Linked DNA regions of Homo sapiens: all the other regions are linked to region 3. The links are chromatin loops, found by intact Hi-C in ENCODE. Cell type or tissue: IMR-90. All regions are shown on one strand. Links, peaks and the distances in the headings refer to the core of each region. The heading gives the core; the rest is flanking DNA. Region 1 overlaps SLC38A4-AS1 (SLC38A4 antisense RNA 1). Region 2 overlaps SLC38A4-AS1 (SLC38A4 antisense RNA 1). Region 3 overlaps SLC38A4-AS1 (SLC38A4 antisense RNA 1).

What was found. Hi-C counts contacts between places; a loop is a spot of excess contacts. Peaks named below come from ENCODE experiments on the same cell type or tissue, not always from the same donor. Only the 100,000 strongest peaks of a DNase experiment are listed, where the experiment ranks them.
Region 1: a loop joins it to region 3, with 2.4 times the contacts of the local background. A loop is called at or near these places in 7 of 110 quality-filtered maps.
Region 2: a loop joins it to region 3, with 2.9 times the contacts of the local background. A loop is called at or near these places in 23 of 110 quality-filtered maps.

Annotation. Positions count from the first base shown.
Region 1 is chr12:46,397,331-46,408,466 of GRCh38, forward strand. All of the region lies in intron 2 of SLC38A4-AS1 (SLC38A4 antisense RNA 1), which reads left to right. Among named protein-coding and RNA genes, the nearest start is that of SLC38A4-AS1, 19 kb to the left of the region's middle. In IMR-90, for the core only: a CTCF peak has its summit at 4,585; DNase peaks (open chromatin) are centred at 3,231, 5,341, 5,771 and 7,191; H3K27ac peaks cover 2,814 bases.
Region 2 is chr12:46,519,304-46,530,439 of GRCh38, forward strand. The region is part of intron 3 of SLC38A4-AS1 (SLC38A4 antisense RNA 1); the gene reads left to right. Among named protein-coding and RNA genes, the nearest start is that of SLC38A4-AS1, 140 kb to the left of the region's middle. In IMR-90, for the core only: no CTCF peak of the experiment used is centred there; DNase peaks (open chromatin) are centred at 5,048 and 5,718; H3K4me3 peaks cover 1,087 bases; H3K27ac peaks cover 4,930 bases.
Region 3 is chr12:46,467,313-46,478,448 of GRCh38, forward strand. It overlaps SLC38A4-AS1 (SLC38A4 antisense RNA 1), which reads left to right. Exons shown (of 4, transcript NR_125380.1): 3 at 2,841-2,950. The region is part of intron 1 of LOC124902923 (a long non-coding RNA gene); the gene reads right to left. Among named protein-coding and RNA genes, the nearest start is that of SLC38A4-AS1, 89 kb to the left of the region's middle. RefSeq lists a silencer at 3,146-3,195 and an enhancer at 6,511-6,710. In IMR-90, for the core only: no CTCF peak of the experiment used is centred there; DNase peaks (open chromatin) are centred at 3,929, 5,759 and 6,529; H3K4me3 peaks cover 247 bases; H3K27ac peaks cover 3,705 bases.

The sequences.
Region 1 (11,136 bases), core at 1,468-9,467, 70 kb before region 3:
TTTTTGAGATGGAGCCTCGCTCTGTTGCCAGGCTGGAGTGCAGTGGCGTGATCTCGGCTCACTGCAACCTCCGCCTCCCAGGTTCAAGTGATTCTCCTGCCTTAGCCTCCCAAGTAGCTGGGATTACAGGCATGCACCACCATGCCCAGCTAATTTTCATATTTTTAGTAGAGATGGGGTTTCACCATGTTGGCCAGGATGGTCCCGATCTCTTGACCTCGTGATCCACCCACCTTGGCCTCCCAAAATAGGAGGCGGTTATTTTATATGGACATTAGGGAAAGACCCACAGGCTGATAAGGTCATATTTGAGCTAATAGAATTGAGGGAATGAGTTCTGTAGTTATCTAGAGTAAGAGAATTCCTAGAAAAGAAATCAAAGAAAGCCTTTTGAGCCATTCTAAGGCTTTGGTTTTTATTTAGAGTGAGATGGGACACCATTTTGGGGTTCTGAACAGAGTGATGGCCTAGATGCCGAGTGCTTTAAGAAAGAGGGAGTGCTAACTCATTTTATGAGGCCAGCATCATCCTGATACCAAAGCCTGGCAGACATACAACAAAAAAAGAGAATTTTAGACCAGTATCCCTGATGAACATCGATGTAAAAATCTTCAATAAAATACTGGCAAACCGAATCCGGCAGCACATCAAAAAGCTTCCCCACCACGATCAAGTTGGCTTCATCCCTGGGATGCAAGGCTGGTTCAACATACGCAAATCAATAAATGTAATCCATCATATAAACAGAACCAAAGACAAAAACCACATGATTATCTCAATAGATGCAGAAAAGGCCTTCGACAAAATTCAGCAGTCCTTCATGCTAAAAACTCACAAGAAACTAGGTATTGATGGGACGTATCTCAAAATAATAAGAGCTTTTTGTGACAAACCCACAGCCAATATCATACTGAATGGGCAAAAACTGGAAGCATTCCCTTTGAAAACTGGCACAAGACAGGGATGCCGTCTCTCACCCCTCCTATTCAACATAGTGTTGGAAGTTCTGGCCAGGGCAATTAAGCAGGAGAAAGAAATAAAGGGTATTCAGTTAGGAAAAGAGGAAGTCAAATTGTCCCTGTTTGCAGATGACATGATTGTATATTTAGAAAACCCCATCGTCTAAGCCCAAAATCTCCTTAAGCTGGTAAGCAACTTCAGCAAAGTCTCAGGATACAAAATCAATATGCAAAAATCACAAGCATTCCTATACACCAGTAACAGACAAACAGAGAACCGAATCATGAGTGAACTCCCATTCACAATTGCTTCAAAGAGAATAAAATACCTAATAATCCAACTTACAAGGGATGGAAGGACCTCTTCAAGGAGAACTACAAACCACTGCTCAAGGAAATGAAAGAGGACACAAACAAATGGAAGAACATTCCATGCTCATGGATAGGAAGAATCAATATCATGAAAATGGCCATACTGCCCAAGGTAATTTATAGATTCAATGCCATCCCCATCAAGCTACCAATGACATTCTTCACAGAACTGGAAAACAATTCTTTAAAGTTCATATGGAATCAAAAAAGAGCCCACATTGCCAAGACAATCCCTAAGCCAAAAGAACAAAGCTGGAGCCATCACGCTACCTGACTTCAAACTATGCTACAAGGCTGCAGTAACCAAAACAGCATGGTACTGGTACCAAAACAGACATACAGACCAATGGAACAGAATAGAGCCCTCAGAAATAATACCACACATCTACAACCATCTGATCTTTGACAAACCTGACAAAAGCAAGAAATGGGGAAAGGATTCCCTATTTAATAAATGGTTCTGGGAACACTGGCTAGCCATATGTTGAAAGCTGAAACTGGATCCCTTCCATACAGCTTATACAAAAATTAATTCAACATGGATTAAAGACTGAAATGTTAGACCTAAAACCATAAAAACCCTAGAAGAAAACCTGGGCAATACCATTCAGGACATAGGCATGGGCAAGGACTTCATGACTAAAACAGCAAAAGGAATGGCAACAAAAGCCAAAATTGATAAATGGGATCTAATTCAACTAAAGAGCTTCTGCACAGCAAAAGAAACTACCATCAGAGTGAATAGGCAACCTACAGAATGGGAGAAAATTTTTGGAATCTACTCATCTGACAAAGGGCTCATATACAGAATCTACAAAGAACTTAAACAAATTTACAAAAAAAAAAACCCATCAAAAAGTGGGCAAAGGATATGAACAGACACTTCTCAAAAGAAGACATTTATGCAGCCAACAGACACATGAAAAAATGCTCATCATCATTGTGCATCAGAGAAATGCAAATCAAAACCACAATGAGATAACCATCTCACACCAGTTAGAATGGCAGTCATTAAAAAGGAAACAACAGGTGCTGGAGAGGATGTGGAGAAATAGGAACACTTTTACACTGTTGGTGGGACTATAAACTAGTTCAACCATTGTGGAAGACAGTGTGGTGATTCCTCACGGATCTAGAACTAGAAATACCATTTGACCCAGCGATCCCATTTCTGGGTATATACCCAAAGGATTATAAATCATGCTGCTCTAAGGACACATGCACATGTATGTTTATTGCAGCACTATTCACAATAGCAAAGACTTGGAACCAACCCAAATGTCCATCAATGATAGACTGGATTAAGAAAATGTGACACATATACACCATGGAATACTATGCAGCCATAAAAAAGGATGAGTTCATGTCCTTTGTAGGGACATGGATGAAGCTGGAAACCATCATTCTCAGCAAACTGTCGCATGGACAGAAAACCAAATACCACATGTTCTTACTCATAGGTGGGAACTGAACAATGAGAACACTTGGACACAGGAAGGGGAACATCACACATCCGGGCGTGTCGTGAGGTGGGGGGAAGGGGGAGGGATAGCATTAGTAGAAATACCTAATGTAAATGACAAGTTAATGGGTGCAGCACACCAACATGGCACATATATACATATGTAGCAAACCTGTACATTGTGCACATGTACCCTACAACTTAAAGTATAATAAAAAATAAATAAATGAAAAGAAAATGCAGTGAGCCATGAGCATACTGTTGCTCTCCAGGCTGGGCAACAGAGCAAGACCCTCTCTCCAAATTTTTTTTGTTTTAAAAGGAAGAAAGTTTAAAAAAAAAAAGACGGAGTGATGTAGTGTGCCAGGTACTGCTGACAACGTGAGGGAGAGGAGGCCTGAGAACTGACTATTGGATGTAGCAACAGGGAGGTCATTGATGACTTTGACAAGAACTATTTTGATGAAGTAATGAGGATGAAAGCTATTTGGAATGGATTCCAGAAGGAATGGGAGTAGTTGGACTGGAGGCAGAGTAGAGACTACACTTTAGAGGAGTTTTACTCTAAAAGGGAAGAGAAATAGGGTCATATCTGAAGGAGGATGTGGAGCCAGGAGAGTTTTAAAGAATCTTTCAAGTGGAAGAAATTATGACAGCACATTTGTATGCTGGGAATGATCCAGTAGAGAATAACAACTTGATGATACAAGAGCAGGTGGACAATTGCTGGAGCAATGTCTTTAAGTCGGTAAGAAGGATGGGCACCAGTGCACAAGGGGCAGGATGGGTCTTAGCTCAGAGCCTGAGCTATTCAACCATGGCTACAGGAGGAGACACGGTAGGTGTTTGGACACAGAGATATATACATGGATTGGAACATAGGCACCCACTCTGGCTCATCAGGCCTCTTGCTGGCAGTTAGTACATTTGACAGATGAAAGTGTGGTCCGTGGTTCTTGTGCCATGTGCACCAGTGTGCTGCATGAAAGGCCAGCCCTCTCACTCTCCCCTCATGGGCACACACAGACATGGGCTCTTTCCAGGCCTTTCTTCTTGTCCTCACCACTTTCTTTTGGTAACATAGCATTGCATTTATGTCCATTCTGCAGTTTAAAAAATCTTGAGCTGAGACCAGCTTAGCCATTAACATAAGGTCACACACTGATAAATGTTAGATCAGTCTCTTCAGAGATTTGATGTCCATTCAGGTGCACAGGGTTGCCTTTTACCAGATGGAGGGGAGCTCCAGGTGTGTACAATGTGCACATGGCCTTTGCCCCATTTGCTGAGAAGGGGCTTGGAGCACTGGGGAGCCTTCTCTCCTCATAACCTTTGAGGGACCGCACTCTGACCACATTTTGCTGTCTGCTCATCCTCCTCCATCTTTAAGTCAGCACTCCGCTTTTCCCTTTTGCTCATTATATTTGGGGAGAAGCAGGGTTTATGTGCACATTCAGTTGCCCCAATCAGAGACTTTTTGAACCTGGAAAAAGCCATTGTAGGACTTCTGGGCTAATCCTCTCCATATCTACTCCACCTTCTTCATTTGCCTATGTTGGCATCTCAGGCACTATCTACTATCTACTTCTAGTACTTTCTACACTCAAAACAGAAAACATACACACATGTGTAGGGGCGTATACACACACACACACACACACACCCACACACACACGCAGAGCTGCTTTGTTCCCTTTTGGAAGGAGCTGTAAGAGAAAAATTGTGAGGGTTTAGCCTGAAAACAACTCTCCCTGCTGTTCCCAGGGCTGTCATTGCAATGATTATTTGGGCCGCTGGAGGCGGGGCTTTGGCATGCATCTGGCAGTCACTGTAAAATGCATTCCCCTTAAAATCTGCTACTTTATATTAGGTGAGCTGTACACTCCAAGTAGTAGGTGTTTTCTGTTATACATACATAGTGTATTAAGTCTCTGTAGATGATTGTCATGTTATGGCTAACCAGTCTGAACTCTTAATTATAATGAGGCATTATTAAAAAGGTTCAGAGGTATATAGATGGATGAAAATGGTGTTTCACATATTGAAATAGGAATCACTTAACCAAAGAATATATTTCGATGAATCTTAAACTTGCCTTAAAAACAGAAGAGGTTAAAAAGAATTTAGAAAAAATAAAGTTTTAGAGTGTTTGAGAATGTGTATATAAAATATTTTCAAAGCCATAATATGGATGCTCTTATGGCTCAGAAGCATGCCTACTAGAACACGTCTCGGAATGAGAGATGTTTAATTCTGTCACCTCCCAGAAAGTTTTGCAGGGTTTCTCACTTGAATTTGCTTCCCTTTGCAACCTCTTGTCCTGAAGGCCCCCTTCCCACCTGGAAATGCTGAGGCATGGGTGTGATAAGAATCAGTCATTTTGAAGAGAATAAGATGATGACTTTATTAACATTTCCATATATGCTGATTGTGTGTGTGGCGGGGTGGGGGCTGGGGTGGAGGCTTAAGGCAAAAGCTAGAATTAGTCATATGAATTATGGGCTTGTTTGGAGACTGGGCCGCTCCTGTTCCCAATCAGTGCCAGTAAATCCTGCAGACAGCTTCAACACCACTACTCTGTTTCTATCCCACTCATAAAATTCCATGCCAAGGTAAAAACCACAATCCTCCCTTTCTTGGTTTTTCATGCAAAAACTATTTTAGAATAAATTTAAATGTCAAACCTTGAAGAACTTTGAATAGTGGAGGCTTCAGCTCATTTAGTTCACAGCATAGCTAAAAAATTTGAAAAAAATAAGGATGAAAGTACTAACATTTTAGAGGCCTATATTTTTCACCGAATTTCAGTTCCAGAGGAAGACAAAATTGCTATGTTGGAAGAATAGGATAAAAGAAGAAATACTGAGAAAAGCATAAATGTCAACAGCAGCACTTTCATGCTCGGGAGAAGCCCAGAGGCCCCATGTGTGAATAACATTGCAATGGCTGCTTTATGCAGTATGTAAATAAACACAGTCCCCACACCATTTAAAGTATTCAGCACTGACCTAAACAGGCCTAGACATAAAATGCCAGTCCAGACAGACGTTTGTGAATATACACACATAACACATTGCAGGAAGAACTTGGTGCCTTTTTCCAAATATTTTATTATGTACACATTTCAGATTAGAAACACTTTCAGTGTTCATAGTCTGAGCAATGGAAAACATTTTTAATCAGTCCTAGACAGCAGGAAAACTTCCTGCAGGAGTTCTACAAGGTTTATTCTTCATTTAACAGATGTTTGTTTATAGTAGAAGGCAGGAAGCTGTATGGTATGTCTCTAGCTTCAAAGAGCTTAAAATGTGGTAGAGACCTTTAGGGGAGTTTGGTCATCAGGGAATTAAAGATAACTTTCATACAGCTATGTGAGAAAAGTATAAAATCATAAAGAACAAAGAGGAGGCCACAGTTATGATTCCAAAATGACAAACTAAAGAAGAACGCCCAGGCAAGAACCAAGAACCAACAATACCATGCAATAATTATTCTGGTGTCTCCTATGTTACAGAATGTGTTCCAATGAACTTTGAGAATCTAATGAAAGTAATGGGCCCAGAATATCCATATATCCTCAAACATTTGCACAAAATGTCAGGGATTTTATGTCCTTGACAATGTCTGAGTCCATGGGCTTTGTATTTTAAATCTTTTATAGTTACATTTACCATGGTTAATGTGTTACAACTATTTATACTCCTGTCTCCTCCACTAGAGTACAAGCACTTCTAGCACAGCAGTACATTATGTTGTATATTTTATCCACACCCCTTTCTGTTTTGCATTGTGCCTGATGCATAGAAGGTAGTAAAAATGCTGACCACTCACTTGCCTACCTACCTCAGTGTTCAGGTGTTAGGTTAATGCAGCATCTTCCAAATATCAGTCATTTGAGTAACACCCTCACAATTTTTGCAGTAGTTGCTTACCACCTGTATTATTTTACAAGATAATGGTTTTTGGTGATAGACAGCATTAAATACTATCAAATTTCAAAGTTGAGCATGTTATTTTCATTCCATTTCCTTTTAGCTTAACTCACACCAAGGAGGCAGTCCTCATTTAGTTCTGGTGTATCTTTAATATCTCTCTGACATTTGGGGATATTCCTTTGGAAGGAACACAGAGACTTTTGTAGGCAGGAGTATGGCTAGAAGTAAATAACATTACTTTGTTTCTTCTTTCATTGTGGTTAGTTTTATGGAAAGTGATAGTAATTTTCTATTTATGGAAGTGAGAAAAAATTTTTTTAACACTGACTTAAGTTTAAAAAAATGTTTTAAAGAAAGGCATCACATCAGCTATCTGTTGCTGTATGGACTACTTCCAAAACATACTGGTTTAAAAAACAATGACTTATTTTGATTCTATGGGTTGGCTAGGCTCTGCTAGGCAATTCTTCTCTCCATGAGGTCTGCTGGGGTCATTCCTGTGGCTCGAGAGTTTGGTTGAGGCTGGAAGGACCAAAATAGCTTTATTCATTGCTGTGGTCTGAATGTTGGTGTCCTCTCAAAATTCAAATGTTGGAACTGAAGACTCAATGTGAGAGGTGAGACCTTTAGAAGGCTCTGCCCTCATGAATGGAATTAGTGCCCTTATAGGAGAGGCTTGAGGGAGCCTGTTTGCCCCTTCTGCCACGTGAACATGCAGCAGGAAGGCTCCATTTATGAAGCAGAGCCTTCACCAGACACTAAATCTGCTGGTGCCATGATCTTGAGCTTCCCTGCCTTCAGAACTGTGAACAATAGATTTCTGTTGCTTATAAATTACTCAGTCTAAAGTATTTTGTTCCAGGAGCCTGAATGGACTAAGACACGTACATGTCTGGCAACGTAGCTGAGGTGGCCAGAATGGCTGCAGGTGGTCAAGCCTCTCCCTGTTTAGTGGTGTCTCATCACTTCCCAGTGATGAGAGACCACGTGGAGCTTTTTAACATCATGGCTGGCTCCAAAGACAGTAAAAAAGAAAAGTACAAAGTCTCTTAAGGCCCGGACCTAGAAGTCACAGTGCATTACTCTGGCTACATTTTGTTGATCAAATCAAGTAACAAGACGAGTCTGGATTCAAGGGGAAGAGAAATAGACTCAACACCTTTTTGGGGGTTTAATGACACATATGTTCAGAAATGGGAATAATCTTTGATAAAGATTTTACAAACAATCTACACAAATGGTTAAGTAAATAATAGGACAGGTTGTAGCAGATATGGCAAAAATTGTGAGGGTGATATTCAAATGACTATTTGGAAGATGCTGTCTTCACCTAACATCTAAATATTGCAGTAGACAGTAAGTTGATGATTTTTAGTACCTTGTGCTAAGCATTATACACAAAGGAGTTTTATGAAAAAGATAACATGGTACAAACTTGTCCTAGAACTTTTTACATTCTAGTGAAGAAGACAGATATATAAATAAATATAACACAATTACCATGATGCATGTTACAGTAAAGGGTTTGAAATATAGAGTGCTGTCATTTTATGTAAAAGTCTGAGTGCAAATGGATTTTCTTGGGCCCATGATTTGTAGCAGATCTCAAAAAAGTGTGAAACCCTAAAAGGACCTAAAAACACTGAAGAGACACGATGGTGTGAAGCACAGAGATCAAAGCTACTAACAGTAGTGGTAAGGAAAAGATTTCACGGAAGTGGTAACATTTAAAGGTAGGAAAGCGGGAGGATTGAGGAGGAATTGGCACGAGTTGGACGCCAGTTAGATGTGGGGAGGTGAGATGGATGTAGAGGAAGGAGAGGAAGAATTAGGAATGTGGGGGAATTGAAGAAAGGGAAAGGGGAACAAGTAATTAAAGGATGACAGTTTTCTAGCTGGGGAAAATGGTAGATGGTAGAAAATATAGGAGGAAGAATGGGTTTTCTAAGTACAGCTTTCCAGAATTCAGTTTTGTCCAAGTTGTGATTGAGATGCCCATGTGATAAACCAATAGACAATTGGGCATGCAGGTCTGGAATGTACCTATCTTGTGCCAGGCACTTTTATAGGAATTGCATATAGAGCCGTGAATATCCTAAAGATATTCACATTCTAGTGAATGTGAATACAAAATACAAATGTTATCAGAATTCTTAGATTCTAATGTGGTTGGCAGGGAGTGGGGGGTGGGCGGCGTGGAGACAATTAGTGTGGAAAAAAGCCAATATAAATTTTACCCAACGTTAAATACTAAGAATAAAGTAAATTTAATTAATGGGATAGAGAGGGTTGGGGAAGCTACTTTATCTAGAGTAGTATGGAAACTGAAGGCAGCTTTTTGAACTACAACTTAAAGCTGGGAAAGAGGCTGAGCCTCTTTAGCTTGATAAGGTAGGACAATTGTACCAGCAAGAGATTAACCTTTGTGATTTAACCTGGTGTCCCTCAGAGACCACATTGTTGTGAGGAACCCTTCCCCCAGCACCTCCACCCACAGACATCTTAATCTTCCCCATCTAGCAACAGAACCATGTGGAGCAGATAATGAGTATAAATAAAAATCCATTCATGTGTCCAGGACACCAGAGGAGTGGAAACTTCAGGGAGAGAGGAACTATGAGAGATAAGAAGAGAATGTAAGGAAGAAAATGGCAGGGGGAAGTCACTCACTGACCTCTGATGGTATGGACACAGATATGGGGCTCCCAAAAGTCTGGGATTGAGCCCCACTCCCATAGTTAGTATCGAGGAATGAGTTAGTCTAGAGATAACACTCCTCACCACACTTTGGATGTTGTACAAGATGGATTACATCACTGTCTGAGATGGGTTACCTCACTTGAACTTGAGTGAAGAGACTTGAGTGAACTTAGATTGTACAATATTCTGGGTTTTGGGTATACTGATTTGAGGTAGTGATAGGACACCATCTTCCCTCCCCACCCACTTGCACATGTCTAGACCCCTCCACTGGGGAAGATAGGGTGAGAACAGAGTTGTCTCTGGACCAATATACCACCAGGAAGACTTTGTCTCCTGACATCTCCCACTTCACCCATACTAAGGTAAAGGTATTCAATTTTTAAATAAATTGTTTATTATAATATTATTCTGATTTTCCAGTTATTTATGAAGATGCGTGCCCCCACCCCATGAAGAATGTGCACAGTGTTAAGTAAATCATTCTATTTCAGTGATTCTGACCACATCTACCTTGCCTGGTCCAACAATGTCTCTAGATTTAAAGTGAACAAGGATAAATTAGTTCATGATATGTATTGAAATGAAAGAATCTCATAAAATAAAACCTTCAGTGATTGGAACATATCATTTTAGAGCTTGTAAAGTTGTCAAATATTGGGCAAAAAATAATTTAAATGATTGGATCTATTATCTTTTTTTTTTTTAACCGTAGGTAGAATATTAGTTCAACACCACAGCCTTTGAGTATTACTGGATATTGTGGGCAGAAGTGAGCGATGTGGTAGCTTACTCATCACAGCTCTACACCTCTTTCTGATAGAAGAGGTTTGGGTTTGGGAATATTTTAGACCATTATTTTTCTGCCATTTCCTGTTGTCACCCTGATTCAATCTGTAACTGGGGTGTTATTCAAAATATATATGTTATCAGAGAGGAATTAATTCCTCAAACATAGGCACTCTATAGGACTCTAAAATGCTAAAAAGTACATATTAAAGAAAAGTTGGAGAAAATTCAGGATTGTTGGTATGGTGCTGCTGTTTTCCTTTAGCCCATTATTTGTGACCTTGACTATCTCAATTATGATGTAAATCCATGGAATCAAATCACTGACATGTTTATGATTCTTAGTTGCATTTGATAGTTATTTATACTGTAGAGGTGGCAAGGACACTTTTCCACATAGAGTGCCTCCTGTCAAGAGAAAATGAAAACCTTCCCGGAAAGTCTCAGAGCACTGGCAGGAGGCTTTGTGAAGTCCAATGGGGCTCTTAAAGTGGGAATCAGAACCATACTTTCCAAACTTAGTGAAGTGAAAAGATAAGGGAAAGATAGTAGTGTTGGGATCCCTTGTGTTGGTGAGAGAGAACGCTACTACTACCAGCAGTAATAATAATACACCCGGTGTTTCCTGTATTCTGGGGACTGTTCTAACACATTCCATGCATTAACCAATTCAATCTTTGCAACAGCAATTGATGTCATTAGTGTCTTCTTTTTACTGGTGAGGAAACTGAGGCCCAGAGAGGTCACACATCTACTAAGTGGAGAAGCTGGGATAGGAGTGAGTGCTGACAGGTGAATGTTACTGATTGTAAAAGTGAGGAAGATAGGATTTTTCTGTAAGTGAGAAAAATCACTTGAGAGAAGGTTGCTCCCCTGCTGAAGCCAATGTTGGCTCTGAGGAGGGCAGATGCCAGCCTCC
Region 2 (11,136 bases), core at 1,055-9,054, 51 kb after region 3:
TTCTCTCTCTTTTGAACTCCCTCTGTCCTCTTTCCTCTTCTCCCTCACTCCTCTTCTGTATTACACCCTTTCTCTTCTTTCTTCTCTATAACCATCTCTCTGCCTCTCTTTCTATAACCCCTGTCTCTTTCCTTCTCCTTCTTTCCCTCTCTCTAAACCTGCCTCTTTTTCTTTCTTCTCCTCCCCCATCACCCTGTCTTTCTCCTTTGTTGCCTCTTTTCTGCTTTTGGAATTTGACCTCATTTGCTCCCAGTGCACACAGACTTTTGTGTGGTGAGGAAAAGGAGGAGTTTGACCCCAGGTAGCTGTAAGTTTACACCAGCCCACCCTTCATCCTACAGAGCATGAAAAGAATGCCACTTTTTAAATGTCCATCTATAAGTTAACTCAATTAGCTGGCTTGAGTTGTGTCTACTTTATTGGGTCAGTCACGTAGACCAGGGGGATGAGTGCCATGATGGAGCCCATCCTGGTTGTGGGCCCATCCTGGCCAACCATAGTTACTGTGATTGGCAATTCCACTAGAACTAACTGGGGATAGGGAGTGTAGTCTCTGCCCAAAGTGGGAGTGTTATTATCAGAAGAAATTGGGAAAGAGACACTGAACACAAAAAAGAAAAACAAAACAAAAACAAAATAAAAGGCATTATCTGTCTCCCCACCCCTATGTCCAGAATGCAATTTATACATCATAGGAACTAACAACGTCACAGGTAATTTTGTCTCTAAAAAATTCATGAAATACAAGCTAAAGGCTATGAATATTTATTTTCCTGCAGTCCTAAGCTATTCTCTCCTGTTGAATGTGGTAGCTAATATGTTCTTTAACACCTAGTGACATTCACTCTAATATAAAGAACAGTCCGTTACCATATTAAAAAGCAGCTTGTGAAAGCATCACAAAACATTTAAAGACCTCTAGAATAAACTAAGGGATCAACTCAGTTCAGCCCAAATATTTGTTGAGTGTATATTTTGTCCTAACATTACCAGATTAAATTATAAATATGTCAGGAAGAAAATAATAAAATGAATAAATGATACACATTTGAAAAGGAAGAGATTTGCTAAATGTATCTACAGCGTAAGTCCTTAGACTTCGGGTCCAATGCTGAGGAGTGGGAGAGTGGACATCCTCAGAAGGGATGAGCTCTGCACACCCTCCCTTGGTGTCTGAAGGAGGTGGTGGTGGTACCCCTTGGCCACCATCTTATATTCTTCCTCCTAGCCCTTCATATGTACCATGGTAACAAGACCTTACCCTCTCGTAGTTATCACAGGGCTGTTCAGCCAATAAAATGCTTTTCTGTGCACTGTCTCACTTGGTTCCACATCACTGCCCTGTGAGGGGGGCAGGAGAATCAGCATCAGACCTAGTGAAAGAAGGACATCCAGGGAAGTAAAGTGGCCTGTCCAATGTCACACGGATTATCAGTGAGAGAGCTAGGACTCCAATTGAACTTTTCTTAGTGCAAGATATGAATTTCGCCCACAATATGACTATAAAGCTCTCTTTCTCAGGAGAGGAATGGTGGAGAACCACGTCTTCCTTCCTCGAGTGCCCTTCCTCCCTAACTTACACTGGAGTGGTCTTATCAGAACTCTCTTTCACTGGTTCCTGATCTTCCCTGGCCTTCCACGTGCAGGTATCATTTAAGGCAGTGGGGCTCAAAGCTCATTAATTGTCACAATTCCCCTGGTGAACTTTAATACCTCTCCCAAACCCTCTTCACCTCTAATAATGGCAGAATCCTGGTCCCAACCCCTTCTTGACTTTGGCTAATATTTTGACCCTGTTGCAGGTCAGGATCTCCAGAAGGCAGACTCTGAGACATAGTTAGGACTGCAATAGGTTTATTGAGAAGTGATTGCGGTGAAAGAAAAAGAGCAGGATTGGGCACAGGAGCCATCAAATGGCATGCAGATCTGATAAAGTTCCTGCCAGTCCAGTGAAGAGTCCTGTAGCAGAGAGCCTGTTAGAGGAGCACTCATTGGGTGTAAATGGCCAGGTCCTGTACTACTGCCTTGCTCAGTTACTGTCTGGGCAAGAGTGTGACCTTGAGAAGAGTGTGACCTTGGCTTGCAAGCTGAAGAGGCTAACAGCTGGAGGTTGTCTGTTCCCCACAGCCCTGACAGATGGGCAGTGACTCTTCTCTTAAAAGCAGGTCTGAGCTGTACCTCTCCATCCATGCCACAGACGTCTTTTAGTACATTGATTAGTGTTGGTTAATTGTTTTATGTTTTTAGGTCTTACTCAGTAACTACAGTAAAACCTTAAGAGTCAGGACCATTAAAAAAACTCATTCTGCAAAGCAGCGCAGTAGATTTCCTATTAGGTTATAGGTTGAATAGGAGAAAAAAAATAATTGAGTGCCTCTGGAAAAAAAAAGATGTTGATCTTCAAAACATCCACAGAAGAGAGATAAATATTACCTCTCTTGGTAACTTGACATGTTGCAACTAAGAACAAATGATACACATGAGCTTTATTTAAAATTTAGTTAAGCTTCAGGCTTTTTGGTCTGTTAGATGGCAAATATTTAATGCACTAGTGGAAACAAATTCTTAAGGTTTATACTTTGGAAGATGAATAGGTCTAAGTCAGTCACAACTCTCAGATTTAGATTTGATTGACTAACAGGTACAACCTTGCAAAAGAAGCTGGCTGTGTTCTTGGGTGATGGGCTGGTCGTGATGCAGGTTACCAGCCCTTAGGCTTTTCTTTGTTTCCATGAGGGCTGCCACAGAACTGGCCCTAAACACTTCTGTAGCACTCTCAAGCTCAGGGAATGAATTCAGGGTCTGATGAGTGCCATCAGAAATACATCTTGCAGGAAGAGATAGTAATTGGAATAGTTGTGAATCTAGCCAGATACTTTGTATCATCCTTGTGCAGTATTACCACATGTTAGATCTTCCTGTCGTTATTTAGAAGTAACAGCTAAAGCAATCATTCCTACACACTTCATTTTGACAGTGCAAAAGCTTTAAAATATGTTTCCCTGATGGCAAAATATGCTTGATAACCAGAGAGAACTATCCTTTAAAAAGCAGTTTTTAGTGCACAAACAGCTGTCTTCCATTTTTGGCATACAAAGGGAACAACTAAAATGACTAATCTCACTAAGTATTACAATAAAAGTGCTGACAAAACCTTAACTATATACTTCACATCTTTAGTAGCCCTGTAATTACAGCTCCAGTTTAAAAAAAAAAAACAACAAAACAAAACCACAACAACTTCTAGAGCACATTTAATTGCTATTTGCACTTATCATTGTCTTTCTTCCCATAGGAGGGTTATACACTGACCCCCAATATCAGTCATTTATCTGTCCCGGAAAGGTAAATGTGTTATTGAATACGACATCTTTTTTTAATGTCATTTCTATTATCCTAGCAGATACTCTGGAGGATAACTAATAGTGCTTGATCAGAATTGGGGCTTGGACAACTTAGTAAATATCATGCTGCCATCTATACTTTATTAACTGTCAACCTGCATTGATTTTTATCTTTTCCTGTACAAATAAGTTTTGTGAATTGTGTATCAGTGAAGCAGAAGCCTAACAATAATCTCCAGGACATTATATTTAGAAAATGTTCATTTAAAAATATGTTTAGGGTTACCAAGGGATAAATAAAGGAGATTTTTTTTTTAAATCAAGTTTACCTCTGTATTACTTAATATATTTAGGAATTGTTCCTCAAAAAATCATCAGGGCTGTAGGTAAGTTTGCAGTCACATCTGCCTTTCCTAACATGTTTTCTTTTTTTCTTTTCTTGCTTTCTTTCTTGCTTTTTTTTTTTTTTTTTTTTTTTAGGTGGAGTATGTTGCCCAGGCTGGAGTGCAGTGGCGTGATCTCTGCTCACTGCAACTTCTGCCTCCCAGGTTCAAGTGATTCTCGTGCCTCAGCCTCCTGAGTAGCTGAGATTACAGGAGCATGCCACAGTGTCCAGCTAATTTTTGTATTTTTAGTAGAGAGGGGGTTTCACCATGTTGGCCAGGCTGGTCTTGAACTCCTGACCTCAGGTAATCCGCTTGCCTCGGCCTCCCAAAGTGTTGGGATTACAGGCGTGAGCCACCGCGCCTGGCTTCCTAACATGTTTTCATTTTCACATTTCCTCTTGGAATCCTGTAATGAGCTGGAGATGGGAAAAGGGATTTATGCTTCTGATCTTTTTTGAGACCCACTGGTGGGAGAGTAGGTGTTGTGACCAGTGTCTGTGGTGGCCTCTATAATTCTTAGTCCCACCTTGGACATCCTTGTTGGTTTACGGCATTAGGATGTTGGCCCCTCCCAGGAGGGCCTGTGGAGCCTATAGCCACATTCCTGCAGGTTGCAGCTGCAATGCTTAATCCTGCCAGTCTGACTGTACAAAGGACAACATCCTAAGGATAGTTAGGAGCACAGAGTCAGATGCTGGGTCTCCCACTTAGAAAGTGCATGACCTTGGGCAATTTTGCATAGCTTTTCTAATTCTTAGTTTTCTTACATGTATAACAGGGATACTACTACTACATCGCTATGAGAAAAAATGAGATAATATGTATGAAGCTCTTAGCACACTGCCTGGCATAATGAAAGCATTCAGAAAGTGATGGCTATATTTATTATTTTGACTAACAGGAGACTCAGACTACAATGCAGCACGTCCGGAAAAATGTTTAGACACAGGAAGCTATTCTGGAGAAACTGCTTACATTAAGATTCTTTTGACTGTAAAGAAACGAAACCTTGTTTGAACTAGCTTCCGCCAGAAGGAGACTGAATGAAAGTCATAGGGCAAAGATGAAAGGTAGAGTAAGCCTCACAGGGTGGGGCTGGGAGCTAGAAGGCACAGCTGGGCTACTCTATCTTTTCATATCATCGTGGCCTTCCCATCTCTGCCTCTGTCTATGCTTCTGTTCCCTCCCGCCCCGTCTTGACCAAATTCCTCTGCTTACTCACCTTGCGTATGACTCCAGTGGCCTTCCCGACAGCACTGATAGCAACTGGCTTGTGTGTGTCTTGATACACAATTTGTGAGGGTCTGATTGGCCCAGCTCATCTGTTTGAGCTGGACCACATGAGTCATAAGCCACTGTCTAGCTAACGGATTGAGTTCTCTTTGGTCAGTTGTTCATCATGATCCAGTCATGGCCCATGCAGTTAAGATCATATGGGAGGATAGAGCTGCCTCTTTCAGACCAGTGGGCAGAGCAGGTTTTCTTGAAAAGATTAGGAATATCTAGTACAGTTTTCCTGAGAGACTTGACCACCCTGCTGCTGGCAGTTTTGGTGATTTAGTCCTAATGACAAGGACCCAATTATGGAGAAGTAGAGAAGTCCTAAAAACTGGTGGTGTCTCTACTTGTCTCCCCAAATGTGGCTGCTGTCAAGGTAATTGCTCAGTGAAGAAGTGTTTCTCCATCTGTGCCTTTCAGGGCAGAAGGTCAGAATGGGAAGGACTATGCCAGATTTTTCCAAGCATAGGAAAGAGCAAGTAAAGAGACTGGGGATGGAGATGGGAGGAGGCTAGGGGTAGGAGATAGTTCATGTGGGTAAGGATGCTAAATCAGTGTGGCTAGCTTGTTGAGGAACTGTGACTCCTCAGGGAGGTCAGAGAAAAGCAGGCGTGGGAAGTCCTTTAGGCTCAGGGAAGTGGCTGACCCAAGAGGGGGAATACATTCTAAATTCCTCTGGCACAGAGCCCCAGGGGCCTGGTGTTTCTCTCTGTTCTGACAAGGGAGGTGGCTGTTTGCCTGGCGGAGCTGCTCACTGCAAGCTGCAGCTGTGCCTCATTCTCCCATGTGACATTGAGTTCTCTGGAGAGCTGGACCAGGGCAGCTGGAACAGGTTAGTAAAGACAAGGATTCCCCAGATGTGTAAATCCTAAACCAGACAAGGAGTTCTTCATGTTCTCCCCAAGGAGGAATGGTTTGGAGTCACTGACTACAGTTAAAATGCAAAAGAAGGTCTGTTGCTGTGGAGATATCTGGAATAGGGCCTAGCCCTTGAAGTAATTGATAAACACCTGAAGTCCTCGCTCCTGGTCTTGCCCAAAAGTCTTCACATTTTCACTTTGGTTGGGGGAGGTGGTAGCTTGATTATGACAAAGTCTCCTGGTCTCATTTAGTTGCCTTTTAGCAAATAATGTGACCCATTGTGCCAAGTGGATGGGAAGGGAGCTTCTCTTATTCCCTGGGCAGTAACCAAATGGTCTTAGACAAGAGAACCAGCAATTCAGGTTTTGGATCAGTGCTTTTGTGCCCCTTACAGAGAAGGGAGAGGGTGATGGACAGCAACATGGCGAGGAGGGGAAGTCCACAGAAAGCAGTCGCCAGCAGATTGAAGCAATGATAATTAAAGTAACAACAATAAGAGGTACCATTTATTTAGCACCTACCATTAGGCCTTTGCACACATTTATTTCTCCACAAGCCCTGCAAATTAGCTATTAAAATATCTGTTGTACAGATGAAGGAACTTAAAGTGATTAAATAACTTGCCCAAATCCAGACAGTGGCTAAATTGGAGTCTGAGACTCAGTCTATCTGACACCAATGTCCATGGAAGTTCTGCTACCATTCGCTGATTCTCCAGATTGAGATGCTAAAAATAATAAAGAGGATACAAACAATTAAAAAATGAAAGAAGTTTCACTTAGAGGTCTGGATGAGAGAAAGAAAGAAGACGAGACACTAAGCCAGAATGGGAAGAGAGAGGCACAGGAAGGGCAGCCATGGTCCGGGATTTGAGGATAGCATAGATTCACTGAAAAGTTCAGGTCGTCTGGGTTGTCTGGGCATGTGGGTTTAGGACCCCTTTGCTAGGGAAAAGAATAAAGCTCAGTTGGAGGGTGCCAAGAAAAGGTGGAAAATAAATCCATATACTTTTCCCAGGATTGTCTACATTCCAGAAAAGTTGAAAAGGAGTGTTCTTTAGAGTCCAAGAAGAAAAATCAGCAAGAAGAAAAATGCCTTTGGGCATTTTTTTTTTTCAAAACTAAAAAGCAATGTATTTATCTTTGCCAGCATTCAAGTAACTAGAAGTATTCTGGATGGGGCCACATTTCAAAAAGCTCTGAGTAGGCGCACAGGTGCAATGCCAAATGCAACAGCTGAGAGGCCACCTCCCCACCCCGCTGGCCCTACCCCCTGCTCTGTCCCCTCCAGAGTAGCAATGCTAACAGCTGACCTACCGAAACATGCAAATCTAATGTTACATGACAGGGACTAATCCATGTGTGAACTTCTGAAAAGTGAACTCTTCTCTTTTGGGCACTTCAGATTTTCATTGGAAAAATCATATTGTGTTGAGAAAAATTTCTAGAGACATCTTTGTGTTCTGCTAATTAAGTAGAAAAGTCCTAAATTTCTCTATTTGTCAATCTTTATGAAGGTTTCCCCAGAATATAAGTCTCTCCATTGGGAATACAATAAGTGAGGAGAGCTCAGGGACTGAAGTTTTCATCATAAAGAGTGATGTCTTACTACAAAGAGTGTCAGCAAAATCTTAAAACACGTTGGTTTATTTTTAATGGCAAGACAGTCTCTATATATGATCATGACGCCTCCAACTGTATGAATTGCTACACAATGTGCCATGTTCCTTTGTGACTCCAGGGATGAGCTTATTGAGACATGGAGCAGTGTACAATGTGAGGCACATCATTTTCTAAACTGTATTCTGTAAAAACTACTCCCAAGATAAGTTCTTTGAAAAGAGGGTATCATAGTTAAATCAAATTGAGAATTGCTGCATATAAAAAGATAATCTCTTGCAGGTTCATGATATGCCCTCTTTTCCACAGAGCCTAGACCAGGTCTCAGAATTCTTTCAACGTAGTGCTCTAGTAAGCTCTACTAATTGACTGGTTTTGGTAGAGGAATGGAAACTACTTACCGTCCTTTTTCTACTCTGGCCTAGTAAGTTTAGAAGCACTTAAAAATTGAATGAGGGCAAAATCAGGGGCTGCTCTGTGGCTTAGGACACCAGGGAAGCTATAAAAGAGAGTGCTAGCCCTTTTGTCTAAAGTCTTGTGTGGGAGAGTATTATTTACCAACTGAATCTATAATAGTAGAAGTTTTGTTCTGATAATGGGTTAGATAACAAAATGCCTTTGGGTGTTCCTGGGTACAGAGAGAGCTGGGCTTCTTAGCAAAAGCAGTTAACCAGGAGACAGGTAGACAACCCAGCAGGTAGTACTGCTACAGAATGCAATGTATGAATACAACTTTTCTCCAGGAATTGTATGGAATACTGCCACATCAACACACTAAGGAAGAAAAATTGCATAATTATGTCAATAGATTCATAAAAAGCATTTGACAAAATCCAACAGCCATTCATGATAAAAACTCTCATAAAACTAGGAAGAGAAGGAGAACTTCCTCAACTTGATAAAAAATACCTGCAAAATCCCTACAGCTAATGCCATACTTCATGCTGAGAAACTTAAGCTTTCCCACTGAGATCAAGAACAAGGCACGGATATTCCTTCTCACCACTGCTTTTCTCAATATCATATTTGAAGTCCTGGCTAATGCAATAAAAGAAGAAAATGAAATAAAAGATATATGGATTGATCAGGAATAAATAAAAGATTGCTCACAGATGATATGATTGTCTGTGAAGGAAATCTGAAAGAATCAGCAAAAAATAAAAATAAAAATAAAAAAAATCCTGGAACTGAGTGATGATAGTAAGGTTGCATGATGCAAGCTTAATATTCAAAAGTCAATTGCTTTCGTATATACTAGCAATAAACAGATGGAATTTAAAATAAAAACACAATACTATTTACATTCGCATGCAAGGAAATGAAATACTTAGATATAAATCTAACAAAATATGAACAAAAGCTCTATGAAGAAAACTAAAACTCTGGTGAAAGAAATCACAGAAGAACTAAATAAGTGGAGAGAGATTCCATGTTCATATAGAGAGCCCAGAAATAGACCCACATAATACAGTCAACCAATCTTTGACAAGAGCAAAGGCAATACAGTAGAGCAAAGATAGTCTTTTCAACAAATGATGCTGGAACCATGAACATCAATATGCAAAAAAAAAAAAAAATGAATCTAGACACAGTTCTTACACCCTTCACAAAATAAACTCAAAAGAGATCACAGACCTAAAAGTAAAATGCAAAACTCTAAAACTCCTAGAAGATTAACACAGGAGGCAATCTACATGACCTTGGGTTTGGCAACAATTTTTTTTTTTATATATACACCACCAATGGCATGATCTATAAATGAAGGAATTGGTAAGCTGGATTTTAGTAAAATTAAAAACTTCTGCACTGCTAAGAAAATGAGAAGACAAGTCACAGACTGGGAGAAAATATTTGCAAAATACATCTTTGATAAAGTACTGTTATTCAAAATATACAGATATATTTTAAACTCAGCAATAAAAAACAAACACCTCAGCTAAAAAATGGGCCAAAGAACTTAACAGACACCTCATCAAAGAAGATATACAGATGGCAAATATGCATGTGAAGTGAGGCAGCACATCATATGTCATCAGAGAAATGCAAGTTAAAACAACAGATACCACTACACGCTTATTTAAATGTTCGAAATCCAGAACACTGACAACACCAAATGCTGGTAAGGATGTGGAGCAACAGGAACTCTCATTCATTGCTGGTGGGAACACAAAATGGTGCAGCCACTTTGGAGGGCAGTTTGGCAGTTTCTTAGTAAACAAAACATACTTTTACTATACAATCTGGCAGTCACTGTCCTTGGTATTTGCCCAAAGTAGTTGAAAATTTATGTCCACACAAAACTCTGCATAGAGATGTTTGTAGAAGGTTCATTCATAATTGCCAACACTTGGAAGCAACCAAGATATCTTTTAGTCGGTGAATAGGTAAATAAAATGTGGTACATCTAGACAATGCAATATTGTTGAGTGCTAAGATGAAATGAGCTATCAAACCATGAAAAGACATGGAGGAATCTTAGATGCATATTACCAAATGAAAGAAGCCAATCTGAAAAGGCTACATACTGTATGATTCTAACTATATGGCATTCTGTAAAAGGCAAAACTATGGAGATAGTAATACGATCAGTGGTTTCAAGGGGTTAGTGGGGAGCATGGGATGAATAGACAGAAAAGAGAGGATTTTTAGGGCAGTGAAACTACTCTGTATGTTGCTATCATAATGAATTCATATCATACATTTTTCAAAACCCATAGAATGTATAGGACCAAGGATAAACCCTAATATAAACTATGGACCTTGGGTGACAATGTAGGTTCATTGATTGTAACAAATGTACCACTCTGCTGGGGGAACGTTGATAGTAAGGGAGTGCGTATGTGTGTGTATAGGGGAGGAGGGAATATATGGGAAATCTCTGTATTCTCTGCTCAATTTTACTGTGAACCTAAAGCTGTTCTGGAAAATAGTCTATTTAATAAAAAAATATATATTTAAAAATATAATTATTATTCTCATACACATTCTTTGTCCTGTTTTCTCATTTCTTTTTCTAGCAATCCTACTAGTCAGGTATCGAACTTCTTAGCTTAACCTTCTAATTTTATTTCCTTTTCTTTCCATTTCCCATTTTTTTGTCTTTTTGTTTCACGCTCTGGGAAGTAGCTCATTACATTCCAAACTTCTATTGATTTGTTTCCTGTAGTATTGTAAAATTTTCATAATAAATAAAAAACATCTCTGAGTTTTTTTTCCCTCACTCCCTGTGTCCCCTTACACAGATTCTGTTTTTCATTTCGTGGTTGCAGTATCTTTTCTTATGTATATATGTTGATGTTTATCATGGTTTTATTTTTATGTTTCATCCTTTTTCCTGAAATATCTGGGATTCTGTTAAGTTCTAGTTTTTAATGTCTATTTCTTTTTTACATTTCAAGCTTTCCTTCTATGTCTGGAGTTTTTGTCTCTCCATGTATAGTTAAGAGTGAGGCACCATAAAGCTGGCTGGGAACTAAGTTCAGAGTATTATTGTAGATGATAGTGATGGCAGCTGCAGGCTGCCTGGAGAGGCCACTGCTATCACACCAGTGGCTGCAGGGAGGGCACGGGGAGGTGGTGGACAGCCGTCCTGCAGCCCACAGCACTGGAGGCTACTGCTATGGGGCTCAGCTGGGTTGCCTGCTTGTG
Region 3 (11,136 bases), core at 1,913-9,912:
CAGTGGCTCTGGGAGGGGAGACAAGCAGTTTGGGAGGTGTTCTCAGCAGAACTTGGTGATTGCTACCTCTGAATCCCGTCAAGGAAACTTTGGAGTAATAGAAAAATTTATGTTTCTCAATTAATATGTGCACAATGTCTGTAGGTGCCTTTGGATACTTATTACCTGGTATGAATGAAAAGCCTGATTCTGATTCATACAATTAAATGAGAATAAAGGAAGATGATGTCGTCATCTTTTGTTGGTTTACAACTATGAAGGAAGGAAATATTTTATAAAGTTTTCTATGAACTGGGACCAAAGTTATTTAATGTCTGAGTGTGAAAGGCTTTGAAAGCATAATTATGCTGCACTGTTAAGTGTTAGTGACCAAAGTGTTGATAAATTGCTTCATGTTAAATGACCAGACATTTTAATGATTTAGACATTTTACTCAGGCTACCCTCACAAGATACCTTGCACAGGGAGGCCCCATGTTAAAGTATAGAGAACGATCTGGCTGCATATACTGCAGATAATCTTCCTAGAGCCTCATTTCACCAATCTGTTTGGATCTTCAGTCAAGGGTAACAGCATTATGATAGTATTCTTATGGTTCCTTTTTTTTTTTGGAGATGGAGTCTCGCTCTGTCACCAGGCTGGAGTGCAGTGGTGTGATCTCGGCTCACTGCAACCTCCGCCTCCCGGGTTCAATCAATTTTCCTGCCTCGGCCTCCTGAGTAGCTGGGACTACAGGCGTGCGCCACTATGCTCAGCTAATTTTTGTATTTTTAGTAGAGACAGGGTTTCATCATGTTGGCCAGGATGGTCTTGATCTCTTGACCTCGTGATCCACCCGCCTTGGCCTCCCAAAGTGCTAGGATTACAGGTGTGAGCCACTGTGCCCGGCCTCTTACGGTTTCTTTTAAGTGGAGTGGATTATAAAGTGTGGCATACCCTGTTTTAAAATGGGTGATGTCTAAAGTAATTATAGGACATTGCAAAACTACAGGGATAGATATCAACTCAAGTGAAAAGAAGCTGTTCAGTTCCGTAGCAAAGAGTTCCTGTCATCTCTATCCCCACGTCACTGGTGGCGAATGTTGGCATTGCTGGTATCATTACAGGTAAAAGGTCAGTCACATTCCAACTTCCTTAGTCTTTAGTATTTCCTGTGCAGACTAAAAATATACTGGGAGAAAGTTGGCTGAGTTCAAAGGGTAGGAGAAATCTATTTCGTCCTGAGGAGCAGTGGCTGCACTTTTTTCAGTGTTTAATAGTGGAACATTAAAATAAATGAAATTATTTAAACAACTCCAGACTGTTTAATTCAATTAAAAAGCATTCATTGGATTTTTGCTTATGAAGATGTTCCTGATTCTTTTCTGCCTGCTCTGATAATCTAAGAGTTGATTTCCATCCTCCCAATCCTTCTTGAATCTAGCAAAAAAAGTACAATTAAGAATAAATCTGGGTCTTTGAAAGAGTATCTTTTTAGCTGTTACAATTTTTAGAAGGTTAATTGTTAAATATGTCATTTGTCTGTAAGTGTGGCTAGTAATTTTACCAATTTTATTTATTTACTATATATTTATTGAATGCCTACTACGTATAGGACTCTCTTGAGCAGTCAAAGTTTTTCAAGGACGTACTCTGCTGAGGACAAATTTTTCTAAATTCTCACAGTCCCTATTTTACATATAGGGAAACCGACTGTTCTCTAGTCAGGAAAAAATGAGTTACCCTTGGTGACAGAGGGATCACCTGATCAGAGATCCACGGATGAGCCAGATGAGTTGTTTCTCAATCTACCCCTCTTCATTAATTTTCATGTCATGTGTGATTACATGACTTAGAATAATGTAAAATAGCCACAACACATAAAATATTATTTTAAATAGGTATTCTTAAATAATTTTAAATAGGTATTCTTAAATAATTTGACAATAATCTTATGCTTTGCCAAGTCTTTAAAAAAATACAAGTTTAGATTAGATTCTTTAAAATAATATGCAAAGAAATAAGAGATATAATTTAAAAAGGCAAGCTTATTTCTAAAGATTTTCAACTTTTTGTGTGTTGTTATTAACAATGAATAGTTTATTAAAGTTTTTAAGGAATCTATTTCCAGCTTAAAATCATAGAAAAAACAAGTAGGAGAATTCAGGAGTGTGATTCAGAGTTGCTTAAAGAGCATGCTAAAAGTCAACTTTTTTATTCCTTAGACTTGATATTCACAACACATTTCCTTAAATGTCAGCATTTTAGTTCAATTTATTTTTTCCATTCATAGTTTATTTTTCTTTTCAATTGCAAAGTAATACATGTCCAGTCTCATGATATAAAAATGGATAATATAAAGTATGTAGAATAGAAAACACCATAATAGCAACCCCCCGTCTCCCCCATCTTTCTACCAATTCCACCTGGGAACTCTTTATTGTTTATAGTTTGGGGAGTACCTTTCCAAGGCTTTTGTCTGAATTTGCAAGTAATTCTATTTCTAAAATGCGACTGCATTTTGTGAAGAGAATACTGCATACCCTCATCCCACTTTCATGAGAAAGACCCTGCAGGTGAAATAAAGAGTGGAAGGTAAGAGCAAATTCATATTGGATTAAATAAAATCTCCTCAGGTCACTTTTGTTTCTGGGATTAGCTTTAGAGTATTCTCATTGTCTGCATTGTCTGCTATGGGCTGAATTGTGTCTCTCCAAAATTCATATGTTGAACCCCTAACCCACAATGAAACTGAATTTGGAGATAGAGCCTATAAAGTAATGATTAAGGTTAAATGAGGTTATAAAGGTGGGGTCCTGACATGAGTGCTTGAGCTCTCTCACGCTTTCTCTTACACAAAGGTCATGTGAGCACACAGCATAAAGGCAGCTGCCCACAAGCCAGGAAGAGAAGCATCATCAGAAACCGACCATACTGGCTTCCTGATCTCAGACTTTCAGCCTCCAGAATGGTGAGAAATAAATTTCTGTTGGTTAAGTCACCCAGTCTGTATTTTGTTATGGCAGCCCAAGGTGACAAATATTGTTTCTCCTTGATGGCTGTGCATTTGGAGGGAGCCTCTGTGAGCCCTGACTTTCCTCTAGGAGCAGGTTGGGTAGGAAAGTAACATCGACCAGCTGAGTGTAGTTCATACAGATGTGGACCAGACAGGGCGTGAAAGGTGGAAGGAGAGGACTGGTCCCAAAGGCCAAACACCAAGACTGAAAGGCAAGCTTAGGAGAAATCGACACTGTTAGGAGGAATTGACAAAGTAAATCTTATGACAAATTTCAAAATTAAAAAATTTAAAAACCCTAATAGAAATAAAACGTCTCATTTGGATAATGTTTTAAATCTTCTAAGTGCTTTTCTATCTGTCTTCTCATTGGATCCTCAGATTAACGTTTGAAGTTAGAGTTTATAATTATTATTTATCTAAGCTTGTCAGATGAAGAAACTAAGAGCCTAATAATTTAATTAAATGACTTGCGTAAGTTTTAACAGCTAATTTGCAACAGAGTAAATCTTATGAAAATTTCAAAATTAAAATATTGTCATAATAATGCAGAAAGTCTATTTTGGGAAGGCTGGCCAAAATTATAATGGAAATTTTTTTTATTTAAAGGGGCCCTTATTAATTTGCAAGGCTTTGCTATGGTTACCCACATGCTAAAAACTCCCACATGTCCATCCCCCTCTGACTTCGGTGAGCTCCAGGCTCATATACCCAGTGCTTATTTGAAGCTCCTCTTGTATTCCTCATAGGCATCATAAATGGAATGCAGAGTTAGCCAGGACTGAAGAACCCTCAAAAAAGGCTGTGGAAGAGTCCCCTTGCTATTGCACTTCCCCTGATTCTTCTGACCCCAACCCTGGGCATGGTCACCATGGCTCATAGACATGAGTCACTGAGTGTATAGGTGTGGATCTGAGGGATTTTGGATTGGTTTCCAAGCTTGTTTATAGATTTGACTTCATAATGGTGATTTGTGTTTATTTCAGTGCTTGAGTCAGGAGGTTTGCCTGACATCCTGAAGACCAAGGTCTTCTCTGTGGAGAACTATCTAGCACATGTGACAGCTCTGAGAGTGTTTTTAAGAACAGGTTGATGTGTATGCTCTGTATTAATTTTTTTTTATAGATTTGAGGGTGTGTAGTCATCCATGCTCTTTTTGATCTTTGGATCTTTTGCTGCATTCTTAGTTAAGTTTGTAATCTACATTAATGGCAACAGAAGGGTAAACTGACTAAGAGGGTTATTACACACTGGTTTGTATTGCCAAGGGAGGCAGCACAATCCATTTTCCTGACGGTTTTGGCACGATCCTTCCTGGCACCTCAGAGATGGGCAATGTGATGTTATATACACTCTTGTGCTTGGTTATTAATCTGGGTGTTTTGGATGAACATAAAGTAAAACATGCAGGGAACCATTAATGTATTGTATGGGGAGGTGAGGTGGTAAATCATATCTCAGCTTCTCATCCATAGTGATTCATTGGGAACATTTTTCCCCATGCTTGGTTCCATGAGCAAATGAATGAAATTTCAGTCTCATGAAGATTTCCACCCATGAGCAAAATTTTATTAATTTTTTGCCTGTTCCAAATTACAAATTAGCTTTATTATTCTTGTTACTATTCAAATAGAACACCATACAATACATTCAGTTTCTCTACTTGATCCAATTTCTTTGAAAATTTAACAAATATAATCAAATAGACTAAGCATAACAATTTTTATCAAATTCCACATGGTATTTATTTGGATTGGTGTGTGTTATTTGGTAGGTCTCTATTTACCTATTTTGGAGGAAACCATTATTTCTTCCTTTTATTTTTATATATGCAATGTCCAATTTCAGAGTCTCATTTGCCTGTGAATTGAGAGAGTTCAGTGGACTCATGGAAGACTTGGGTTCTGGCTTTCGACTGCTTTTTTGCTTCCATGCATCTCTGATATTCTTACTCCTAGTAAAGATATCCTAGTAAAGATAACCTCCCACTAAGAGTCAGCAAACAATCAGCAGAAAAGATTGAGTTTCTCCCTTTCCAAAGCCAGTTAGTCAGTCAACAAACAATTCCTAAGTGCCCACCAAGCATTGAGCTCACCCTGGAGACACTGAGGCAGACAATCGTGATTGTGCAGAATCAGTTGGAACGAGGTTATCTGGATGGTGGTAAGGGAGACAGAATGAGAGGAAACAGAGGATTTGCACATAATTGATATTTTCAGTTAGATGAAAAAAATACATTTGAAGTTTGGGATTCAGCATCCCAAATCTAGAATAAGGGACCAGGAAGGCCCCTGCGTGCTTTATGAAGATCACTGATAGATTGTTACCGTGGGGCCCATGGGAGTATCAGCAGGAGGGCAAGCCACACAAAAATAGAAAAGAGAAAAAATGTCCCCAAAGTATGTATATAATTGCAGTTTTACACTTAAAAAATTTTTTCTATATATGCAAAGAAGGTATGTTTTAAAAAAGATTGATGATTGTTAGAGCCAGAAGTGACTTTAGGAATGCTTGGATTTAGGAATTTTCTAACTTTGGTGTACATCAGAATATCTTGGGAGTTTGTAAAAATAAATACCAATGCACAGATCCTAACCTGATGGCCAAGATCTGCTTTCCTAGGTAACTCTAAAATATACTGAGGTTTGAAAACCACTTATTAGTCCAGTTTTTATTTTACAGAGAAGAAAACTGGCATCCAGAGGGGTTAATATACTCACCCACGGTCATATCAATTCCCTTCCTAGTTTAATCTCTATTGGCTGTGTGCCCAGACAAGAAAAAAATGCATCCACTTTGGGAATTGTCCAGAGATAATTTTTTTTCCTGTCTTATGATAGAAAAGAAAGGAAATGTACAAGCAATTTGGGAAAAAATTACTACATATGTATTTGTGAGTATAGTTGCTAGACATATAGATATATATTGCAATCAGGTAGCATAGATTCAAGTTGCCCTGAATATACACTCCCCTTAGATATCTTTTATGGCTATAAAATTTTATGATAGATGAAACTATTAATAGATATTTTCTATTTTCTCATTTTTGCCTACAATTAAGAAAAAGATATTTATTTTTCGAACTATCCACGCCAGGGATTATACGGTGTTAGGCATAGTTAACTGAATTTCATCATCACCCCTAATATAGGTAAGTATGCCAGGCTTATTGTTTTAGATGAGGAAACAAAGAGAAGTGTCATACTTATCACATTAAAATATTAATAAATTTATTAGAATTATAATGGAAATGGAAAGTTCCTGACACTCTTGTTAGTGCTGGGCCTACAACCTCAGTTTTCATAAAAGATCTAGAGTTCAAGGTACCAAATTTTATCAAAATAAGTTTGGGTTTAAGTTCACCAACTCGCCTGTGGCCTACTCGTCCTTTCTGGCAATGATTAACACTAGTGTTTAATGCACGTTTTAAAGTGTGTTCTTTAAACTCTTTTACCAAACAGAACTTCCTTTTTATGTAATGAGTCAGCTCTCCGGGTATTTGTAGCCCGGGGAATTGCCTCTCCAGTGGTGGAGATACGGAGCCCAGCTGCCAGGGTAAACAGCCACTTCCTAATATAATTGCTCAGAAATGCTGGAGGAGAAAATGTAAGAAAAGAAATTGCTCTGTCTTGTAAACAGTCAACTGTGTTTTACAATAGCGTACCAGCACTCCAAATCATTCATCAACTTGAGTAACATGGCTGGATTTCACTGTTAGGTTTACTTGGTAGTCACATTAATCCTTCTCTTCTACATAATGTGCCAGATTTCTTTGATGACAAACAGTACACCAAGGGTCTAAATATGGTTTTAGGAGCAAGCTTTTAACCAGACTCAAACTTATCTCAGAGGCCATTTTCGCTTTCTCTCTTCTTGAGTGGGGCCAGAGCTCAAGTTTGACTCAGGACCATTTAGGGACTTTTTTCTTTATTTTAATTTTTCTAATGATATCATTACAAATTATTTTTTAAAATAGCAGTTAATTAAGATGGGAACTAAGCCAGAATCACATAATCATGGCCTGCAAAGAAGCTCCTAGGTTCATACATCAGTGATTTGAATTGTTCTGTTCCTCTCCGCAGGAGCAATGGTGCTGTTACCACTGTATGTGTGCTTTCTGTGCACACAAGAATGTTAAGCGTTCATCCAGAATTCATATTTATTTATTTATTTTTTCTTTTTTGAGACGGAGTCTGGCTCTGTCGCCCAGGCTGGAGTGCCATGGCTTGATCTTGGCTCACTGCAACCTCCACCTCCTGGGTTCCAGCGATCCTCTTGCCTCAAACTCCCGAGTAGCTGGGACTATAGGCATGAGGCACCATGCCTAGCTAAGTTTTGTATTTTTAGTAGAGACAAGGCTTCACCATGTTGGCCAGGCTTGTCTTGAACTCCTGACCTCAGGGGATCTGCCCGACTCGGCCTTCCAAAGTGCTGAGATTACAGACGTGAGCCACTGTGCCCAGCCCAGAATTCATATTTAGAGAAAAACTTTCGGAGGTGATTTCAACTGATCATTGATCAGTCTTCCCACAGTTGTATACTGTTAAGTGAGCTTTATGTGTATGTGAGTTGGCGGTATCTTCATTTAATTTGCTGGATATTGATATTTTTAACTTGTTAGCAGCTGTTAAAAAATTCAAAATGTGCACATACAATATGTTGAATACAAATATCCTTCTTTCTTTTATTTTCCAGCCATCTTATTCCTTTCCCAATCACTGTTACTCGTTTCTTATATATACTTATAGGGGTATGTTGCATATTTACAATCATATGCATATATAAGGATATGTGTATATATTTTTTAATACAGGTGATCGCATACTCTATACACTGTTCTGAACCATACTATTTTCCCCTTAACCATGTCTTGGAGATCTTCCCATCTCAATATTTAATAATATTGTCTTAATCTTCCACCATGGGACATTTAGTTATGTTTAATCTTTTGCTATTACAAAGATGCATTTTCATCTGTGGGAATATATTTATGGGATAAATACCCAGAAGTCAATTTCTGGTTCCAACAATATGTGTACTTTAAATTTTAGTGATTATTGTCAAATTGCAAAAGGTTACAATAATTCATATTCCCACCAGCAAAGCAAGAATGTGCCTGTTTCTATAAATACTTGCCAACACAATTTGTTAAATATTTTGATCTGCTTAAATTTACATCTTTTTTATTATGAATAGTATAGTGCCTATTTATAATCTAAGTCATTTGTTTTTTCCTTTTCTGTGGGTATTCCAATCCTTTGCCTTTAATTTTTTTTATTGATTTATAGTAGCTCTTTATTCAGGGAATAAATTAGTCCTTAGTTTGTCATGTAAAGTACAATTTCTTTTGATCTTACCTATGATGTTTTGAGGTATACAGAAACTTTTATTTTTTATGTAGTCAAATGCATTTAATATTTGATATTATAGCTTCTGAATTTTATGGAAAAATTTAGAAAGGCCTTTTCCACTTTTTTGAGGTTATGAAAAAATTCTTCAATCTTTTCCCCTCCTGGTACTCTTATAGCTTTATTTTTCCATTTTAAATCTTGGTGTTACAGGAAAGGGGTCCCGATCCAGACCCCAAGAGAGGGTTCTTGGATCTCACACAAGAAAAAATTCAGGACGATTCCACAGTGCAAAGCAAAAGCAAGTTTATTAAGAAATTAAAGGAATAAAAGAATGGCTACTCCATAGACAGAGCAGCCCTGAGGGTGCTGGTTGTCCATTTTTTTGGTTATTTCTTGATGATATGCTAAACAAGGGGTGGATTATTCATGCCTCCCTTTTTAGACCATATAGGGTAACTTTCTGACATTGGCATGGCATTTGTGAACTGTCATGGCACTCGTGGGAGTGTAAGCAGTGAGGATGACCAGAGGTCACTCTCGTGGCCATCTTGGTTTTGGTGAGTTTTGGCCAGCTTCTTTATTGCAACCTGTTTTATCAGCAAGATCTTTATGATCTGTATCTTATGCTGACCTCTTAGCTCATTCTGTGACTTAGAAAGCCTTAATTTGATGCAGCCCAATAGGTTTCAGTCTTATTTTACCCAGCTCCTATTCAAGATGGAGTTGCTCTGGCTCACATGTCTCTGACATTGGTGTAGCTGGAATTTTGGGGGTATGTAGAGTGAGGTAGGGATCCAGCATTTCCCACCAGATGGTTGTGAGGACCTTCAGCATGTCTACTGAGCTCTATATTTAGGTCAGCCCTGGGCTAGGCAGGGTGTGGCTGGAGAGCAGGTGTAACCCTGCCTTGTAGAGCTACACTGGATTCTGGAGGGCACATTCCATTGCCCGTGTGTCTGCAATAAAGGCACTGGGGGGCTCTGCAGAGATGTTAGGGGACTTATGGGAAGAGGAGAATATTGACTTATTGGAACAGAGTGGGGGTGAGTGGCTATGAGCATGGTGGTATAAATGGAGCAGTCAAGCATTTCAGATAAAGAAAAATAAGAACCTGCTTTTGCCATTGGGAATGAAATTAATGTCAATATTTTGTATCCCTGTTACCTCACTACACAGTGATAGAGGGCATTTAAAAATTTGATTTAGGACAACTCTGAACAGGTTTTTGAGGGTTTATGTTTATCTAACTTCAAATAAATCTAGTAATACTAACATCATCTTATGCACCTATAAATACAAGATTGGGAACTTCCAACAAATGCATAAGGCTCAAATGAGGGTGGTGCCAAAAGGCTACAACTTTGCTTTAGATTTTATACATTTGAAGGTCCAATAAGTCCCATAAAATGGCTATGTTTTTGTATTTTTCTTTTAGTCTGTGCTGGATGTTTGTTTCTTTCAGCTTTAAGTGTTCACAGGAGGGATGAAGTAAGATTCTTATTACTGAAGTCCTGATGTGTTAAACAGCCCAATTAGAGTAAGAGATTCTCCAGTCATTTCCAGGACATTTGCTGACTGGTGTCACTAGAAGTTCATGGGCTCCACCTTCAACTGGATCCTCTGTGCTGCCCCATAATCCGGCTTTCCTGGTCCGCTCCCTCCTCTGTTCTCACCTGACTGGAGTACGTATCTATCAACATTTTGCTTTTCCATTCCTGCGGTGCCCTGTGATGGAGAGAAGTTTTGGCTTTCTGATTTTTGGAAAACTAGGAACAGGCTTCTGAGGGTTTATGCTCATCCAAATGTAAATACAACCTTGTTTATTTTTTTTTTAATGGAGGCAATTCCACACATTCCCTACCCTCTCTTCATTCACAGCACAAGCTCTCCTTCTGTGTCTTAGAGAAAAAAGAGGCCATCAGAGAGGAGCTCTGGCAACATCTTGCTATAGAGCCTTGTAGTTTGTCTCTGCATTTACCTTTTCTCCCTTTCCCCCTCATTAAACAAGAGAGCATTCCTTCCTTTATCCAAGGCCAATCACCCCACCTCTTACCTGGATTTTGTCACCTCTCATCTTCTCAAGAACCCTGCTCCTTTAACTATCCTCTCTCAGTATATCAACTTTTACATCAGTATATAGTCACCCTCAGAATGTCCTATCTTACAAGTAAATAAATAAGCAGAAACATTGCCTTGACTGTGTCTTCTTCCCTCTGATTCATAGCCAAACTTCCTGAGAGTTGTCTATATTTACCTCTCCTTTACTCTCAGTCCTCAGTGTTCTATAAGTTCACTGAAATGATTCTTGCCAACATCTTTAACAAATTTTCAGTCTTTATTCTTCTTGAAGTTTGGGCCTTTTCACAACTGGGACCTCTCCCTCCTTCTTGATGTGCTCCTTTTCCTTCCCAAGACTCCTCTCTGGCAGCTCCTCTGGTGTCTCTGAGACTCTTCCTCCTGTGCCCATCTTCCAACACCAGGCTTCTTCGGGTTCCCTCCGAGCTTCTCATTTCTCCTGACATTATGTGAGCCAGCCTATGTCCAGTGCTTCAAGAACAACCCATCTGTGGTTAAGATCCTTGAATTTAGAGCCAGCCACATTTGGATTTTACTCTCAATTCCTACTCTTACATGTTTTGTTATCTGGACAAGTCACTTAACCCTTATAGTCTTAGTTTTCTCATCTTTAAAATGGGCACAACAATTCCTACTTCACAAGGCTGTAGTTGGGGGTAGATTTTATTAAATCAAATAAATTTTATAAAATCACTTCATTTATCCATTCAACAA